Regions from separate parts of the Mus musculus genome. Here region 1 is linked to region 2. Evidence: chromatin loops called from intact Hi-C (ENCODE). Cell type or tissue: left cerebral cortex. All regions are shown on one strand. Links, peaks and the distances in the headings refer to the core of each region. The heading gives the core; the rest is flanking DNA.

What was found. Peaks named below come from ENCODE experiments on the same cell type or tissue, not always from the same donor. Only the 100,000 strongest peaks of a DNase experiment are listed, where the experiment ranks them.
Region 1: a loop joins it to region 2, with 5 times the contacts of the local background. A loop is called at or near these places in 1 of 42 quality-filtered maps.

The regions. Positions count from the first base shown.
Region 1 is chr2:29,249,426-29,254,882 of GRCm38, reverse strand. It overlaps 6530402F18Rik (RIKEN cDNA 6530402F18 gene), which reads left to right and starts at 1,890. Exons shown (of 2, transcript NR_029460.1): 1 at 1,890-2,418. In left cerebral cortex, for the core only: CTCF peaks have their summits at 1,104 (motif pointing right) and 2,382 (motif pointing right); DNase peaks (open chromatin) are centred at 1,831, 2,435, 2,618, 3,330 and 1 more place; H3K4me3 peaks cover 3,512 bases; H3K27ac peaks cover 2,203 bases.
Region 2 is chr2:29,523,256-29,528,430 of GRCm38, reverse strand. It overlaps Med27 (mediator complex subunit 27), which reads right to left. Exons shown (of 8, transcript NM_026896.5): 8 at 3,641-4,064. The coding sequence ends at 3,930. Among named protein-coding and RNA genes, the nearest start is that of Gm30761, 21 kb to the left of the region's middle. In left cerebral cortex, for the core only: no CTCF peak of the experiment used is centred there; DNase peaks (open chromatin) are centred at 1,906 and 2,963; H3K27ac peaks cover 564 bases.

The sequences.
Region 1 (5,457 bases), core at 495-4,494, 270 kb after region 2:
CAGCAGGGCACTGCTGGGGATTGATGGCCCTGCCTGGGGGAGACAGCAGGCCAAAGGCCTACAGGGTCATCACTCACCCTGGGCAGAAGCCCCACAGTGTGCCCTTCACTGTTGCCTGAGGCACAAATGCTTACAATCTGAGAGGCTGTGGTCTGCCTGCTTCCTCCAAGGAGTTCCCTCTGGTTGGAGACACTGAGGCCAGGATAGGAATATGTGTGTATTAGGGGAGAGGACATTGGCCTGCATCTGCTTTCCTGGACAGCTTGGTGGGGTGGCCCTTCTTTGAAATCTGAGGATGTGTTCAAGTTGGCACTCAGAAAAGAAAGGTCTTGCCAGTCACACTCGACAGACAGGGAAACTGAGGCTCTGAAAGAACTTGTGTCATGCCACAAATAATCCAGCAAGCCAGTCAGTGGGGGAGCATCCAATTAAGAACATGAAGATCCATCTCCCAAACCAAAATCTTACTTAGTTGCATGACCTTGGCCAAGCCACTTAAGGTCTCTAAACTCCAAGTTGAGGTTAAGTCACACAGCTTGGGGAAGAACTAGGGACCAGTGCACACAGGCCACTTTGCATGCAGTCTGACATGAAAGGCACTCTATAAATTGTTTGTTATTATTATCATCATCATTATTACCAATGACAATCTTTAATTCTTCATTTCCTGCTTGCTTTGTCACAAAATTCCAAATGTTATAACCAACAGAACAACCCTCTGTTAAGATTTAGGGGGAGATGTTGGGAGTAGGGAAGGGTTAAAGTGGGTGTGAGTGGAGGCAGTGGGGTGGGGGCTGAGGTACAAGCCAACCTAGTGACACCCTCTGTGACCTTGGACCAGTCTCTCTCTCTCTCTCCCTCTCCCTCTCTCTCTCTCTCTCTCCCTCTCTCTCTCTCTCTCTCTCTCTCTCTCTCCCCCCACCCCACCCCCTCTAGGTCCTTTGTTCTTGATGCATCCAAATGACATCTCCGTAAATACTGCAGCAAGAACCCACCCAAAGGGGACCAGGAGCACCCCCAAAAGACCCACAAAGCGCCCCTGGGAATACCAGGAAGCACTCTTACAGCCTGCACACAGCCTGGCAGGAAGCCTCCAGGGGGCTGAAGAGAGCACAGGGCTGTCCTAGGGCAGTCAACTCAGTGGCCTCTGCCCGGCATCTGCTGGAGTCCTCCCACGTGGTCCTCCCAGGCCTGCCCCAGGAAGGCAGAGAGCTCCTTAGCAAAGGCCCTCCTGCCCCCCTACTCTGCGCTCCCTGCAGAGCTGGCTTGGCTTCTCCGTCAAAAGCAGGGCCCATCAGGCTGGAGGCGGCGATGTGTCAGCTGGTATTCATGCTTTGGTTGTGCGCTCAGAGCGCTCCCCCTCCCCAGCTCCCCAAATCCACCCACCCACCCCTTTACCCACTGCTCAGGGCCTTCTGGGTGGCAGCGCTTCACACAGAGAGAAAGAGACAGAAACCGAGGAGCAGCAGCCTAGAGCCCTGGCTGTGGGGGGTGGGGGCTGACTCACTTGGCCCCCTCCCTGGTGCCGATGGGGCAGCCCCCACACCCCTGGGCGCTGGCACCGAGTCAGGCCCCACAGTTGGGAAGAAGGGAGATGCAGCTCCGCTGTGCCTGACCCGAGTCCGCTGAGGATGCACCCCGAGCTCAGGGACCGGTTGGTCCTCGGGCCGACAGGCGATGTGTAGGCAGCGACCCCCCACAGCAGGCTCACTCCGGCGGCCGCCTGCTGGGGCCACCCTGGCCGCGGGCCCGCCGGGACACCCCTGTTCGCCGCGCCCCTCCCCGGGCCGAGCTCGTCCCCGGAGCCTCGCAGTATTTCCTTCCTGCACCTTTAAGAAGACCGTTGCTCCGTGGTGGGATGGTGTGTTAAAGCCACACAGAGGAAGTTACGCAGCCCGGATCAGACCGGGAGATAAAAGCCCCGATGGTGACCGTGAGTGATGGCAAGAGGATTTAGCCTCGGCATTAACTTGGAGCGGAGTGCAGGGGGGCGGTGAGGCGCCCCGCCATCTGGCCGGCGCCGCGCCAGGGGGATGTTCAGGCGCCTGGACCAGCAGCGGCGAAGCCCACCCAGGCCAGGGGCTGAGTGGGGCGCGCGTGCAGGTTCTCCCCTGGCTGCCCAGGGGGCCCCAAAAGTTTGCACTTGTTAACAGCGACCTCCCGATCGGCCCGGGAGGGCCATGCAAGCCGCGCGGTTGGCCCCCTTCCCTGGCCCGCGTCTCCGGGACGGCTGCGGGCGGGCCCCCCGGCGGCCCGAGGGTTCCCCAGCCCAGATCTGAGGGTGGCCACCGCAGCGGCGGCGCGGGGCAGGAGTCTCCAGCTCTCAACCCTGCGGCCCGTGCGCCCACCCAGCACCAGCCAGAGGGTGGCGGTCTCCGGCCTCTCGGGGCTCGCTCCGGGAAGCTGCTCCGAGCCCGGGTAAGGCGAGCGGGGAGCGCCGGGGCGGCGGGCGGGGACGGAAGCGCCGCAGTTTCGCCAGGGTGCTTTCATTTTGAAAAGGCTTCGGCGACGGTGCCAGTTCTCCCCGGACCAGGGAGTCACTCGGAGCCTCCTAGCCGAGGTTCGGACGCAAAGTTATCTGGTGGCGGCTGCTACTAAAGGAGGGCTGGAGCCGCGGAAGAGGGGTGTGTGTGCGCGCCGGGTGCAGCATCTTTAAGAAGTAGAGTAGCTAGTCTTCTCTCTGGGCTCCCCGCCACCCAGCTCGTCTTTTTCTATCCGAGCGCCTGTGTGGGGAGGGGATGGGCTGTTGCAATAACGCTGCTTACTCGTGTCTATGAAAAGTAAATTAACCCTTCTCCGCCGGCGCTCCCCTCCCTAATTTAGTCTCCTCTGGGCTCTAAAGGCGCAAGGAGAACTCTTGGCCAGTCAGGTTAGAAACTTCTTTCGGTGCTGTGGAGGGGGTCGGCAGGCGGAGAAGGGGGCTCCACCACCGTGGAGAGTCGCACTCCAGGGAGAGCAAAGACGGGAAGTGGACCTCCAGATCTCGGGTCCGCCCGTTTCGGAGTAAGTTGCGGGTCTTTGCTGGGGGATGGCGGCGACAGGGTCTCCGCGGAGCAGCGCCGGGAAAAAGAATGCGAATAATTCCCTGGAGCTTTGCTCGGTGTCTTTTAATTAAGGGAGGCGATGTCAAATGAGGGGGCAGCCTGGATGCTAGCCTGGCCTTTATTAAAGGCGTGATTATTAATTGCGCCGGTGGTTTGCACCGAACTTCGGAAAGGCAAAACGCAGCGGCGGTTTGTGCTCTATGTGCGGTGCACGCCACTGTCTACGCGCCCGAGCTCAGCGCGGACTCAGCCAGACTCCTGGGTGTCTGCGGGCCTCAGGCTAGCCCCGCCCGTCCTCAGGGACCTACACGAGGCGGCCTCAGCTATACGTCCTCAGAGCTGGGTGTTCTGCCCCGCCCCCAAGAGCCCAACTTTTTGGGGCCCTCCCAGCCGCTGTGAGGGTGACAGGGAGAAACCAGAGTCTGGAGAAAGCTCCCTTCCCAGAACTGGGGACACCGGGACACCCGAACCCGAACGTCCACCAAGGCAGCGGTGAGCGTGGGACAACCCAGGGCGGGGTGGGGGTGGAGGGGAGGTAACCGCCGGCCGTGGGGTTCCCCTTCCCTTCCCGATCCTTCCTACGGCCTCCAAAGCAAGTTTCAGCTTGGGTAATTCTTCTACCTTTTGTCCAGCCTGGGTAGAAGAATTAACCTCCGGTGGACTGCCCCCCCCCCCGCCTCCCCATCATCCCCAGGGACCCTGCGCCCCGCAGAGGCAAGTTTCCCACAAGGAGAGCGCACAGCCCGAGACTCCGGCAGAGCCTGTTGGCAGTCCGGCCAGCTTGGAAAGGCGCTAATTCAATAAGACAGAGAAATCTGAGTTCAGAAATCCTGATAAAATCTAATTTTCGGGTTTTAATACCCAGGCTATCAGACCCCCCCGCCTCGGTTCCTGAGGACTCTTAAAAGAAAATAAAGCGCATTGATTCCATTTGTTTCAGAGAGCTGCAGTTTCTTAATAATATCAGGTGAAGATTTATTTTCCAAGGAGAAAACGATCCGCGAGGATGCAACCTCTTACTCGGAATCTCTCCCCTGCCGGTTCCTCGCTCCCTGCTATCCACCTCGTTTTTTCCGCGGACTCTTGCCCGAGTCCCCCGCCCTTTATTTTCTTTTTGGCAAAAAATCTACTGTAATTTTCGAGTGCCGAGCTCACAGTGCCCCCTCGATGCCAGCAACGCCCAACTGATTGACGGGTTGTAAACACATTTTCCCCTGGCAGATTTTGTTGTTTCCCCCACCCCCCATTTTCTAGGGATTGTGTGGTGCTTAAACCAACAAAATTGCAAAGCAATTAATAGATTTGCAAGTTGCGCCGCTTGCTGCTCGCTGGGGCTCCGGCCTCAGGGCCTCGGGGCCTCGTTGCCTCCCCACCCGAGCCGGAATCCAGCGCTGTCCCAGCCAGGAGCAGCCGCCGGCCCTGCAGATGAAGCCGGCTGCTGGGCCCGCCTTGAGAGCCGCAGCCTGGCGCTCAGGTCGTCCCCAGCCGTCAGGAGCGCCCTACCTGTTAGTGAACAGTCGGGAGCCGGCTGCTGGAAGAATTAATTAGGGGCATGCTGCTTTCTGGGCAGCTCAGAGCTTGGTTGGAAACGTCCAAACCATTGCCGCGCCCGAGTTACTTTATTTGTACTACATTTTCTCTGGTTGGAAAAAAAAAAAAATAGACGCTTGGTCACGTTCTTCCAGGGAGTTTTCTAGCAAGAAGTGAGCCCGGGCCCGGGTCTAGAGCAGGTTTCTGTTTAAGCCGTCAGAGGAGAGGTGTGAAGTGTGGTCTGGCTGGGTTCTCATCCATCTGTATTAGGAGTCTTTCATCCCAAGAGGGGGCAGGGCGGTCTTAACCTAGATGGATGAGGCCCACTGCAGCCTGCAACAGAACACTGGCTGGGGGCTTACCCCTGAGCAAGGAGCTCTCTCAGCCAGGTTGGACCAAAATGTCCCATCCTCCTGCCTGTCATCTGAGGGCAGGAATGTGCTGTGTCTGTGTGGCAGTGTTTCATATAAACACAATTAACTCCTCTGGGACTTTTGGTATATAATGGCTAACAGGGGCTTCCTTCAGGTGAGAGTCAGGCCGCCATATGTGAGGTTAGGGAATTTAAAGGCAGCAACTGTGAGCATTATAACCAGAATAATTAATAACAGAGACTTTATTTATTTATTTACTTACTTACTTATTTACTTTCTTATTTTCTACATCCATCACAAAACCTTTGCTCCCGTTGGCCAGGGGTTTTGGTGGGGGTCCCATGCTGCCCAGGACTCTTGATTCTCCCATGTAGCTCAAGCCTGGGAATACACTAGAGTCTGAGAGTCATGTGTTTCTAGACGCAGTACTCCTATTAGCTATATCTATTTTCGCTTTTAAATGATTACTGCTGGCTTAAAATAGATGCTACTCTCCTAAAATGATTGCA
Region 2 (5,175 bases), core at 1,176-5,175:
AGCCAGAATCTGTGGGCAGCAGAAGGCATGGGGCAAGGGCCTGGCTACCTGGAAGCAGTAACTTCCAGCAGGTAAGCAGGAAGCCGTGGAGAGGGAACTCAGACTTTATCTAGCCGCCCCTCATGTCAGTCACGTGTCAATGTGGGAGATCCCTCCACTAGGCTCTTCATCTGTAAAGTGGGAACTCCATACACCTGCCTGGGATGGAGCTTGCTGGTAGAGAAGAGATTAAGGATAGAGGGTGACAATACAGTCCCATAAGACAAATAAATACCTTGGAGGTCTGGCCAGACGCCACCCTTAGAGAGGGTGAAGGGTCTCATGTTGCCCAGGCTGGCCTTGAACTTGCAGTATAGTTTAGAATGATCTTGAGTTTAGGAAAGATCCTCTCTGCTGCCTTTACCTCCTACGGGCTGGGATTATAGGCGGGCCCACCACACTGCCTGGGACTATAGGCGGGCCCACCACACTGCCTGGGACTATAGGCGGGCCCACCACACTGCCTGGGATTATAGGCGGGCCCACCACACTGCCTGGGACTATAGGCGGGCCCACCACACTGCCTGGGACTATAGGCGGGCCCACCACACTGCCTGGGACTATAGGCGGGCCCACCACACTGCCTGGGACTATAGGCGGGCCCACCACACTGCCTGGGATTATAGGCGGGCCCACCACACTGCCTGGGTTTATGAGGTGCTGAGGCTTGGAGTATGTTAGGCAAGCACTCCACTAACTGAGCCACAGCCACATCTTCAAGTCACATGACAGTCATCGTGGCACTCCGCTCTCCATCGCCTCTTAGCTCTAGGACCTGGGGAGGCTCCTCCAGGAAGCCGTCTGTTTCTGGTTTCCCTCACAATCTAACTTTTGGAACTGACCTCTCTACACTTTGAGGTTTTGCATCAATTTCAGGTCAATGTCTTTAACAGCTGACACCGAAGCCAGGCCGTCTCACACTGATCTGTAATCACCAAGCATTCGGGATCTCCCCCGTTCTGGACTTTACCAAATGCACTGCCATTCAAACTTGCCTTCCCAAGACAGAGCTGGGAGCACAACAGGCACAACTCTGGTGTCTCCTCTCCTCCTCCCTTAATTAGGGAGTGTCGAAAAACATAAAATCAGATTTGAGATGGTTCAGCAGGTCATGATGCCTGGCCTCAAGCCTGACAATTGAGACAATTCCTACAAGTTGTCTTCTGACCTCATTTGTGAATCAGCTCACATGCACATACATACACATGTGCACGGGCACATACATACACATGGACATGTGCACATACAATAAACAAGTGTCAAGAAGGGAGAAAAAAAGAAAATCAGACTAGCAGGCACGGCTGGGATTCTGCTGCCTGGCTACTGTCATGGCTGCCTCACGGCTGATCTGTTTGCTTAGCCAGTCTTCTTCTTTCATGATGACCAACTTGCAGAGGGAGCCACTTACCCACAGGGCCATCTGTTCATCATCTGTGGCCCACTGACCCTGCTCCTTGGTCACCCTCAGCCCATGTTATTGTGTATGGAAAGCTTCGCTTTGCCTAGGCAAACCTGCTGGATAAAGTCCTGTCATCCCTGGAAGCAGAAAACCACCCTTTGTCTTAAAGACTGTGTTTCTAAAGATGACAGAGGACACAAGAACACGACCCTTGTTCTGAGTGGGAGCAACAGCCTGCCCAAGCCTGGGCGAGGGCTCTGCATGCACGGCCCCTGTCGGAAGCAGGCTGGAATAGGGTGGAGAGCTATAGAATGAATGGGATGGGGACCAGAACCGCAAATGGTTCAAAAGCAAACAGCTTTCTTACAATGTGCCCCGCCCTCACTGAAATCTTGTTAGTCCTCCGGGACAGTTCCACATTTGCACATCTCTGAAGGTGCCAGCTGCCAGCTGGCAGTCACGAGGCGCTCGTCACTCTGCACATGCCCCGACTTGGTCGCAGCCAGCGAGCTGCCATCATACCATGTGAGCAGTGCATACCTCGGCACTGTACCAGGTCTGCTTGTCATTAAGTGTCTTTGGAAAGATCTGCAGTCTTGAGGCAGACTCTCATTGCTAACCCAGTGTTGTGCATTCCTTTAGGGCAATAGCGAGGATCTTGGGAGACCAAGGATCAGAGGGCTGAAGTAAGTCCATGACGCTGTGTCCCGGCCGGCAGTGGGGGTGGTGTCTGGAAGGGCTTCCCTGCTATAGGCTCAATCAACAGTCAGACTAAAGGCAGAGGACTTGCTATCTTTGATCTCAGTGAACTGTGGCACAGAATGCAATGCAATGACCCTCGGGCATGTGCTATTGACAAGCAGACCCCTCGCACTTCCCAAATGTGCTTCCCAGAGTCGGGTCCTCTGGGGCCCATGTCACTGTCACTGGCATGGCTGCAGAGGAGAGCACATCCCAGGAGCACGGAGGTAGCAGGGATGGGCCTGACGGCCTGCAGCCCCACAAGCTCCCGCCTGGCACTGCTTCTGGGTTAGGGCCCCGTGTTGAATGGCGCTGTGGTACACATTCCTCACTCGATGATGGCTCAGAGGCAGGAGTAGGGGCTGCTCTTTCAGAGGACGCAGTTCACTGCCCAGTGACCTCAACTCTGAAACTCTAGCCCCAAGCCGCATGTGGTGCACAAACATTTAGGTAAATCACTCATATACACAAGTGAACAAAAATGTAAAGAACAAGAGAAAACAAACAGAAACCTTCCTGCCTTGGTTCCTCCCAATCTGGTCTAGGACCAGTCAGGAATTGGCCACTCTCCTGTAGTCAAAGTCTTAGTTTTCTGTGCATATCTGTAATTCCAGCACTGGGACAAAACTGCTCAAGCTTAAAGCCTGCCTGGACTATCGAGCAAGACAAAAAAAAAAAAAAAAGAAAAAAAAAAAAACCCCAAAACTAGCAGGGAAGGAAGGAGAGAGAGGCAGGGAGTAACTACAGTAACTACAGGAAAGGAGGGGGAGGAAGAGGGAGGAAGCAGATGTCCTCTAGTCCAGGCACTTTTACCGAAGTGGGGGTGGCTCTGTTAGGAAGGCTGGAGAAGGCTCACAGGGAGCCCCAGGCCACAGAGGGCCGAGCAGCCTGCACTGTACTACACTAGCAGGTGCTGTAGCTGCTGCTGGGGAAGGGCCCCTCTCTGGGTACCTGTAGCGCTGACTCAATAGAACCATCTGCAATGCTCTCCTTAGAAGGAGTCCTCCGTTTACCAGCACAGATGACCAGGACAGCATTGCCAGCCCTGCCCCCCACCCCGACCCCAGGAAGAAACAGTAAAGGCAGGCAGCCTTGGAAAGAACTCTTTTTCTATAGGACCATGGATGTCTTTCAGGGTCAAAGCCTGCTTAAGCTCTGTCCTTAGGCCACTAGGCCTTCCAAAGGGCAATAGAAGCAAAACAAACAAACAAACAAGGTGTCCCTCTTCCCGTTTTGAGACTGGCCCATTCTAACTCTCAATGCAGCTGAAGATGACCTTGAACTCCTGATCCCATGTCCACCTCCTAGCCAGGATTCCAGGCCTGCACCACCCTGTGGAGCTTGAGATTCAGGGCTTATGCTCCTAGCATGTCCAGCCCAAGGACTCTGCTTCAAATGCAAACTCTTCCGGTTAAACTGAGAATGTCAGACCTCCTGTAAGAAGCAGAACACAGAGCCTTGTCCAGGGTACAAAAGCTTTATTGTTTACAAAAATAAGTTACAAAACCAACCAAGCATAACCAATGTAAGAATGAAGAGGTTCATTCCATTAACAGCTCATGGGAGCAGCAGACCCAGGGGCCAGCACACAGGGAAGGGGCAGACCATCCTCCCGTGATGCCCCATCATGACATGCAGCTGACAGTTCTGCCAGGGAGAACAGTGGTAGACTCCTGTGTGGTGAATGGGTCGGGCTGTTTGGGAAGGCAGCCTGTCTGCAGGCTGCCCTGTGCTGGGGCCGGGGTCACTGTCACTGTCGGCAGGTGTCATGGAAAGCTTCCAGGGTTCGGAAGTCTCTCCACGTCGGGGGAAGGCCATCTTGTAGAAACTTCCCACAGCGCTGGCACGGGGCCTGGAACAGCTTAATGTAGCTTCTCAGCCAGGTCTGACAAAGGAAAGGAGAGAAAGGGTTCAGGGAGCCCCTCGGCTGCCCTCTTGGAAGGCCTGGTGGCCCAAGGACAGAGCTTAAGCAGGCTTTGACCCTGGAAGACACCCATGGTCCTATAGGAAAGCTGCCTAACCCCACAAGCCTGTCTCCCTGTGACCCAGTTTGGATGTCTCCTGTTCCGCTCAAGATCTTAACACAGAAATCCCTGCTGTCCAGAGCTGGAGTGTTCCCCAGGGCTATCTATTTGGCATCATTGCCAGGCTCCCTGTTTCTAGACAGCTGCCTCTACCCTCTCTCACCCATTCTGAGCAGCAGCCACAGGCACAGCCTGGAAGTGCTGTGAAATTCTGTACCAGGGCAATGTGCTCTGAGCTAATCTCATTTCAGAGGTTGTCCCTCTCTGTCATGGTGGGGCTTAACACAGCTGGGGCGGCCCCAATGTCACCAAGTAACATAATAAGCGACAGTTGCCCACCCTTGAGGTTGAGAGCGGAGGGCTCCCAGATGTCATGCATAAGGATGAGGCTCGGGTAACTCAATTCTCCACCTCAAGGAGACTCATGGGCATAAAGGCCTAGAAATAGAACCCACCGCCACAGGCAGGCAGCCCTGAGAGCCAGGCAAGTCACATAACTCACTCCCCCAAGGTGTCAACGAGGGGACAATAGCCTCTGAGGAGGTTACTGATACAAGCATGTGGCCCACCCACAAGCTGGTGTGGGGTTTGGAAATAACAGGAGGGCGATGGGTAATGGATTTGCTCTACTTCAGAACCCCCTCATTTCAGTCAAGAGCCATGTCAGGTAGAGGAAGCCTGTCACATGCTCACCCCTCAGCACGGGGAAGGACCCTCTGCGCCTTTGCCCAGAGTACCCAGAGGCTTCCTCGAACACTGCGCAGTCAGTTCTCAAGCCAGGCTCGTGTCTTGTGAGGAGTAGCCTTGCTCTTTAAGAACTGTGACAGTGAGCTGCCAAGCAACACTCCTTGTGGTCACCACTGCTCAGACCAGCAGGTGAGAATCCTGGCAGCCATGGTAGTGTGGAGTTTCCTCGGCAGGGAAGGACAATGGCTAGTGACTTCAAGGGAAGCTGTCACTAAGGTAGACTTG